3 separate regions of the Homo sapiens genome follow, and all the other regions are linked to region 1. Evidence: read pairs that join two places in POLR2A ChIA-PET (ENCODE). Cell type or tissue: OCI-LY7. All regions are shown on one strand.

What was found. ChIA-PET counts read pairs that join two places held together with the same protein. Peaks named below come from ENCODE experiments on the same cell type or tissue, not always from the same donor. Only the 100,000 strongest peaks of a DNase experiment are listed, where the experiment ranks them.
Region 2: POLR2A ChIA-PET joins it to region 1 with 6 read pairs; 4 of 35 experiments call an interaction of 5 or more read pairs at or near these places.
Region 3: POLR2A ChIA-PET joins it to region 1 with 6 read pairs; 6 of 35 experiments call an interaction of 5 or more read pairs at or near these places.

Annotation. Positions count from the first base shown.
Region 1 is chr3:170,373,717-170,376,216 of GRCh38, forward strand. The region is part of intron 2 of SKIL (SKI like proto-oncogene); the gene reads left to right. Among named protein-coding and RNA genes, the nearest start is that of SKIL, 17 kb to the left of the region's middle. In OCI-LY7, no CTCF peak of the experiment used is centred here; no DNase peak of the experiment used is centred here; H3K4me3 peaks cover 301 bases; H3K27ac peaks cover 388 bases.
Region 2 is chr3:170,206,012-170,208,511 of GRCh38, forward strand. No RefSeq gene overlaps it. Among named protein-coding and RNA genes, the nearest start is that of PRKCI, 15 kb to the right of the region's middle. In OCI-LY7, no CTCF peak of the experiment used is centred here; no DNase peak of the experiment used is centred here.
Region 3 is chr3:170,177,396-170,179,895 of GRCh38, forward strand. It overlaps PHC3 (polyhomeotic homolog 3), which reads right to left. Exons shown (of 15, transcript NM_024947.4): 2 at 1,378-1,543. Among named protein-coding and RNA genes, the nearest start is that of PHC3, 3.1 kb to the right of the region's middle. In OCI-LY7, no CTCF peak of the experiment used is centred here; a DNase peak (open chromatin) is centred at 1,426; H3K4me3 peaks cover 1,323 bases; H3K27ac peaks cover 1,352 bases.

The DNA.
Region 1 (2,500 bases):
CTCTACAAAAAAAATTAAAAAAAAATTAGTCAGGCTTGGTGGCATGGGCCAATAGTCCTGACTACTCTGGAGGCTGAGGCACGAGGATCCCTTGAGCCCAGGAGTTGGAGGATGCAGTGAGCTATAATTATACCACTGTTCCCCAGAGCAAGACCCTGTCTCAAGGGAAAAAAAAAATGTCTAAGAATTTTAAAGGGTTTTTTTTGGTACAAATTCGAATACTTGTATGAATAATGCTGAGCAGGTGGAATAGCTTTTGTATTTAGAAAGGAGTGACAAGAAGTTTTTTGTAAATGAAATCAAGCTCTCTAAATTATTTTTCATTATGAGACTGATTAGCATCGTATCACTAAAATAGAGTGGTTCTTCATTAGGAAATCTGATTATCAAAGGGTCACGTATACAGAATAAGCATAGGAAGGTGCAGAAATTTAGAGAAACTTTCATAAAATGTTTCTTAGTTTTTACTTATTTTATATTTTTTTACTGTATATTTTGGAATTGTTTAAATTGTACATTCATAGACATTTGGAGTTTTATGACCTAAGAGGAAAGAACCTTTGGAATGAAATTTTTGTGTCTGAAATTTTGCTTATGTGTTTGAAATGAGGATGCTATCTGTTCATTTTGGGGTAAATAATGATGGGGAAATTGGGTGATAAGAGCATTTTGAAATGTTAAGGCTCTAACTTAAGCTACTAAATGATCCACTTCTTTGGCAAGTTATATAATGTATTGTATTTTAAAATTTAAATACACATAAAAATAAATGATTCCTATGTTGAAAGGTAAGATACCAGGCAGTAGATACTCATAATTTGGTATCTAATTTTTATTCCTGATTAGTAGCATTACTGCTGAACCATTTAATTATATTGTTCTTTTTTTGAAAACCTAATTTGTATGTTGACACAAATGCAGAATAGATGAGAAAATCTGGCATGCCTCTGAATGTTTTGTTGTATCATAAACATTGTGCTTTTCTTAATTGTTTTTAACATACAGTTAGGATAATTTGTTATAAATGTGTTTATGGCTTACCACAGCATATTAGGTAAAATTAGCTTGCAACATTTTATCATGGTTAGTGTTGTGCGTGTCCCCATCATTTGTATTGTTTAATTTATATCTCTGAAAAATGCAGCCTTAGAAACTGTTGGGCTTCCTTGGTGCTTCATGGAGTAGAGGGATATCAAACGTGAAAGAGACCAAGAGTTTTGTGGTAGCAGAATAACCTTGTAAAAGGCTACCTTGGGAATTAATGAGCTGCACTGTCATTCAGAATTCATTCAACAAATAATAGATATTTGATAGATGAGTCCCTACTACATGCTAGGCATATAGTGCTAGGTATTAAAAATACAAAGGTAAGGCTGGTTCTTGACCTCAAGCTGCTGTTTAAGCAGAGGCTGCGTAGCCACTTAACAGGGATTTTAAATAGGGAATTCAGACATTGGCTAGGGGACTATGCTAGGTGATCTTTAAGATTCCTTAGAAGCTCTAGTCTGACTCTTACTGGGTTGGTCAAGACTAGGAAATAAAATAAAGAATAGGAGCTAAGAGGGATGACTGTTTAAAAATAAAGGAATGTGCTAGCAGTTATTTAAGGTGGCACCTGAAGTTTAGAGACACAGAAATAAATAGATGCTAGGTTTGGCTCATGAGTAAAGATAAAACTTACTCTTATAAATCAAACTGTAGGGTTTTGAAATGAACTTGATCAAAATTGAGTCAGATTTCAAGTCAAGGTCTTTGAGCAAATTTAGAATTTGCTTGATATTCTGAAGATTTGAGATTCCAGTATTCATTATAGGAAAAACTTTGAAATATATAAATCAATTTTAGTAATTTTATATTTTTTTCTTTTTCTTTTTTCGAGACAAGCCCCACACTGTTGCCTAGGCTGCAGTGCAGTGGCAGGATCATAGCTCACAGCAACCTCAAACCTGCCAGCTTCAACTGATTCTCCCACCTCAGTCCCCTGAGTAGCTGAGACTACAGGCATGCGTCACCACGGCTGGCCAATTAAAAACAATTTTTTTTGTAGAGATGGGGGTCTCTCTATGTTGTCCAGGCTGGTTTCGAACTGCTGGACTCAAGCAGTCCTTGTGCCTTGGCCTCCTAAAATTCCGGGGCTATAGGTGTGAGCCACTGGGTAGGGCCAATTTTAGTAGTTTTAATTTAAAAAATCTGGAAACAATTGATTTCTTGGGCAGTACATCTAGAATTCTTTCAGATATAACACTTATTTAAAGAGGAGCTTTCTTTGTTTTTTAACAAATGATGTCTAGAAAAGAAATTCTCATTTAATTCAAGCTGATTTTCCTTTTTTTTTTTTTTTTTTTTTTTGAGACGGAGTTTCACTGTCTTGCCCAGGCTGGAGCGCAGTGGCGCAATCTCAGCTCACTGCAACCTCCACCTCCTGGGTTCAAGTGATTCTCCTGCCTCAGCCTCCCGAGTAGCTGGGATTACAGGGATGCACCACCATGCCCAGCTAATT
Region 2 (2,500 bases), 170 kb before region 1:
CTTATTAAATAAAGAATGTCATTACCCTTGTCTTACAGATAAGGAAAATGTACCAAAGTGGTATTGTTCAGTGTCAACAGATGTTATTCAACACCTACTGTGTGCTAGGTACAGGGGGCAGAGAGATGAACAAATGACAGTTTCAGCTTTGTAGACGTGCCCACAAGAAAGTAAAGTACAGGCTGGGCACGGCGGCTCACGCCTGTAATCCCAGCTCTTTGGGAGGCTGAGGCGGGCAGATCACCAGGTCAGGAAATCAAGACCAGTCTGGCCAACATGGTGAAACCCCATCTCTACTAAAAATACAAAAATCAGCTGGGTGTGGTGGCGGGTGCCTGTAATCCCAGCTACTTGGGAGGCTGAGACAAGATAATCACTTGAACCCGGGAGGCGGAGGTTGCAGTGAGCTGAGATCACGCCATTGCACTCCAGCCTGGGCAGTAAGAGTGAAACTCCATCTCGAAAACAAAAAGAAAAGAAAGTACTATGATACTCTGCAATATGTACTGTAACTGATGTATAAACAGATCACAGAGCAGGAGTATAGAGGAAGAGAAGGAGTGAAGATAATGGACACCTAACAGCCTGGGTGCAAAGGTTAGTTTGTGAATAGTCCCTAGAGAAGGAAAGTGAAAGTCAGGCAAGGATAGTGGGGATTGAGTTAGGGTGGGCATTTCAGGATAACCAGTGGGTCCTCTGTATATAGAGACGGGGATATGTGTCACTGGCATCAATAAATGAGCTCCCCTTTCTGTGATTATCAGGGAACATATGACATTAATTAATTTTTTATATTACTTTAAATTCAAAGTAAAGGGCCGGGCATAGTGGCTCATGCCTGTAATCCCAGCACTTTGTGAGGCCGAGGCCAGGTGGATCACCTGAGGTCAGAAGTTTGAGACCAGCCTGGCCAACATGCTGAAACCCCATCTCTAATAAAAATACGAAACTTAGCAAAGCGTGGGGATGCTGTGCCTGTAGTTCCAGTTACTCAGGAGGTGAGGCAGGAGAATCACTTGAACCTGGGAGACGGAGGTTGCAGGGAGCCGAGATGGTGCCACTGCACTCCAGCCTGGGCAACAGAGCAAGACTCCGTCTCAAAAATAAATAAATAAATAAATAAATTCGAAGTAAAACAATTACATTTCAAAGGCAAAACAGATAAGGTTCAAACTGCTATATGTCATCATCTGTAGTGTGAGTGAGATTGAGTAACTATAATGTAAAAAAGTCCATAAAAAGTACTCCCCTATAATGTAAAAAAGTACTCCCTATAATGTAAAAAAGGACTGAAGGGAGTACTCAGAGATGGCTTACAGATAAAGTTGGCAACATCAGTGGACTGGTGAAGGGGATAGAATAAGGGAAAAAAGGAGGCAAAGAAGTCATGGGGACATGTGTTTGTTTGCTGTCTATGCTAACTCAGTGAGATTAATTAAGAGAAAAAAAGCGAAATTCTCTCATGAACCTCAGCTGTCAAAACTCCAATAAGAAGTTTTGGTCATTTCTGGGCACAGCTTCTGCCCTGAAGCTTAAGTTAAACAGTTAATATGATACAGTCATATGCTTTATAATGATGTTTTGGTCAGTGATGGACTGCATACAGGTCAGTGGTCCCATAGCTGAAAATTCCTGTTGCCTAGTGATGCCATAGTCATCCTAACATTATAGTGCAATGAATTACCTTTTTAATGTTTAGGTATGTTTAGATATACAAAAATATTTGCCATTGTCTTACAGTTGCATACAGCATTCACTATAGTAACATACTGTATAGATATGTAACCTAAAAGCAATAGGCTATATCATTTAGTCTAGGTGTACAGGAGGATGTACTATCTAGGTTTCTGTAAGTACACTCTACGCACAATATTCACCAGATGATGAAATCACCTAACGACAAGTTTCTCAGAACATATTCCTGTTATTAAGCAATGCATGATTGCATTAAGACATGATTGGCCGGGCACAGTGGCTAATGCCTGTAATCCCGGTACTTTGGGAGGCTGAGGCAGGCAGATCACCTGAGGTCGGGAGTTCAAGACCAGCGTGACCAACAAGGAGAAACCCTGTCTCTACTAAAAATACAAATTAGCCAGGCACTGTGGTGCATGCCTGTAATCCCAGCTACTTGGGAGGCTGAGGCAGAAGAATCACTTGAACCCAGGAGGCGGAGGTTGCGGTGAGTCGAGATCACACCATTGCACTCCAGCCTGGGCAACAACAGCAAAACTCCATCTCAAAAACAAAACAATACAAAAACAAATGATCACTGGCCGGGCTCCCTAGCTCGTGCCTCTAATCCCAGCACTTTGGGAGGCCGAGGCAGGTGGATCACTTGAGGTCAGCTGTTCAAGACCAGCCTGGCCAACATGGTGAAACCCCATCTCTACTAAAAATATCAAAATTAGCCAGGCATGGTGGCGGGCACCTGTAATCCCAGTTACTCAGGAGGCTGAGTCAGGGGAAACGCTTGAACCCAGGAGGCGGAGGTTGCAGT
Region 3 (2,500 bases), 200 kb before region 1:
CACTCTTTTTGCCCAGGCTGGAGTGCAGTGGCGCTATCTTGGCTCACTGCAACCTCTGCCGCCAGGGTTCAAGTGATACTCCTGCCTCAGCCTCCCAAGTAGCTGGGATTACAGGTATGCATTACCATGCCTGGCTAATTTTTGTATTCTTAGTAGAGACGGGGTTTCACCATGTTGATCAGGCTGGTCTCAAACACCTGACCTCAAGTGATCCGCCAGCCTTGGTCTCCCAAAGCGCTGGGATTAGAAGTGTGAGCCACCACGCCCAGCATTTTTTTTTTTTTTTTTTTTTTGAGACAGGGTCTCACTCTGTCACCTAGACTGGAGTACAGTGGTGCGATCACAGCTCATTGCAGCCTTGACCTCCTGGGCTCAAGCAATCCTCCCACCTCAGCCTCCTGAGTAGCTGGGACCACTGGCACATGCCACCATGCCCTGCTGATTTTTGTATTTTTTGTAGAGATGGGGTTTCAACATGTTGTCCCAGCCAGTCTCCAACTCCTAAGCTCAAGCTATCTCCCTGCCTTGGTCTCCCACAGTGTTGGGATTACAGGCGTGAGCCACCACGCCTAGCCAATAGTATGATTATTAATTAACTTTGTTGGCTGTTGCTGTGGTTAAATGTGTCCCCCAATTAAGTATGTGTTGGAAACTTAATCTCCAATGCAACAGTGTTAAGAGGTAGGACCCCTGAAGGGTGATTAGGCCATAAGGACTCCGCCCACATGAATAGACTAAAGGAAAATTTTTTTTTTTTTTTTTTTTTGAGACGGAGTCTCGTTCTGTCGCTCAGGCGGGAGTGCTGTGGCGCGATCTCCGCTCACTGCAAGCTCCGCCTTCCGGGTTCACGCCATTCTCCTGCCTCAGCCTCCCGAGTAGCTGGGACTACAGGCGCCCGCCACTGCGCCCGGCTAATTTTTTGTATTTTTAGTAGAGACGGGGTTTCACCGTGGTCTCGATCTCCTGACCTCGTGATCCGCCCGCCTCGGCCTCCCAAAGTGCTGGGATTACAGGCGTGAGCCACCGCGCCCGGCCGACTAAAGGAAATTTTAAAAGGGCTTGAGGCTGCAAATTTGGTATCTTGCTCTCTAGTCTTCCACCACGGAATGAGGCAATAAGACGGCCCTCGTGAGATGCCAGCTCCTTCATATTAGACTTCCCAGCTTCCAGAAATGTAAGAAATAAGTTTCTTTTCTTTACAATTACACAGTCTTGGTATTCTGCTATAGCCACACAAAATGGATTGAGACAGTTGATTGAAACATTAGTAATTCTAACTGTACATTTGAGAATATGAAACAATACATAAATCCAGCTTAAGCAAAAAGTAATATGACATCTTAAGTCTTAGACTACCCATCACTACAGCTGAAATACCTGTACAGCATGTCGGTCTGAACCACTGTAGACAGAGATCTGTGGCTGCTGCATTCGAGAGGAGGAAGTGGTGATGGTGGTGGTGGTGGTACTGCTGGTTGTTGTTGACACAGAAGATGTTCCCGGGTTTGGTTCAGTATCCATAGCTGTACTATGGTCCTTAAATCTGGCAGGTCACACAAAGTGTTTGTATTGGTAAAAGCATTATCTTATGAGCTTTAAAGAATATTCATTCCAAAGAAATAATCAGCAGTAATCTAAACTGCTAGGAAGGCTCTCATAAAAGACAGCCAACACACAGTCACTATAAGCACTTAGAAGGGAAAAATACTTCACATATATGGAGCATATTTAATAGTTAATACCTACTACATTTGAATTCAAATGATTCAGAATACGTAACTCAGATAACGCATAGCCAAAAGTTTATCTTTGCATTACCGAAAGATTTTTTTTAAACCAAAACAGGTAATGAGAGAATACTAAACTACCTAGGAAAATAAAAATTTAAGCAGTATCAGAGTATTTTAAAACATTTCTTTACATTCTTTTGACCACACTAATTACAAACTAAAGTCATTCTTACCTATACATTAGAACAGAATGCCTAGGGACTCATGTTAACTAGCTTAGTTTAGTTTACCATATAAACTTTGCTTAAAAATAAGTTCTTTTTAAAAAATGTTAAAAAGTAATTTTTTTAACTCACACTGGCTTTTCCCCTAATCAGTCTACAACGCTGTCCTTACTACTTCTAATAGCTGAGTTATACTTATTAGCAGATTGCTGTGAGAACACAGAGAAGCAGCAAACAGCAACTTCCCATACCCTTACAAAATCTTTTTCACAAAGAATTACTCCAGATTTTGAAAACATAAATTATGTCACTTCCTCATGTATGGACAGTAAAGTACACTTTTATACCAGACTTTCTTCCCTCCAATACTATAATCTTACTTGTTGTGGTACAAAATTCCACTAAATACAGAATCTGTATTTGAATAAATTCAAACACTTTAAGTCAATTCTAAGGACCTCCATATTGTTAGAAACCAGAAGAGCAGTAGTTTTTGTCGGGCCAGAAATGTACCTCGAAGGTGAAAAGCACACAAGAGATTATACT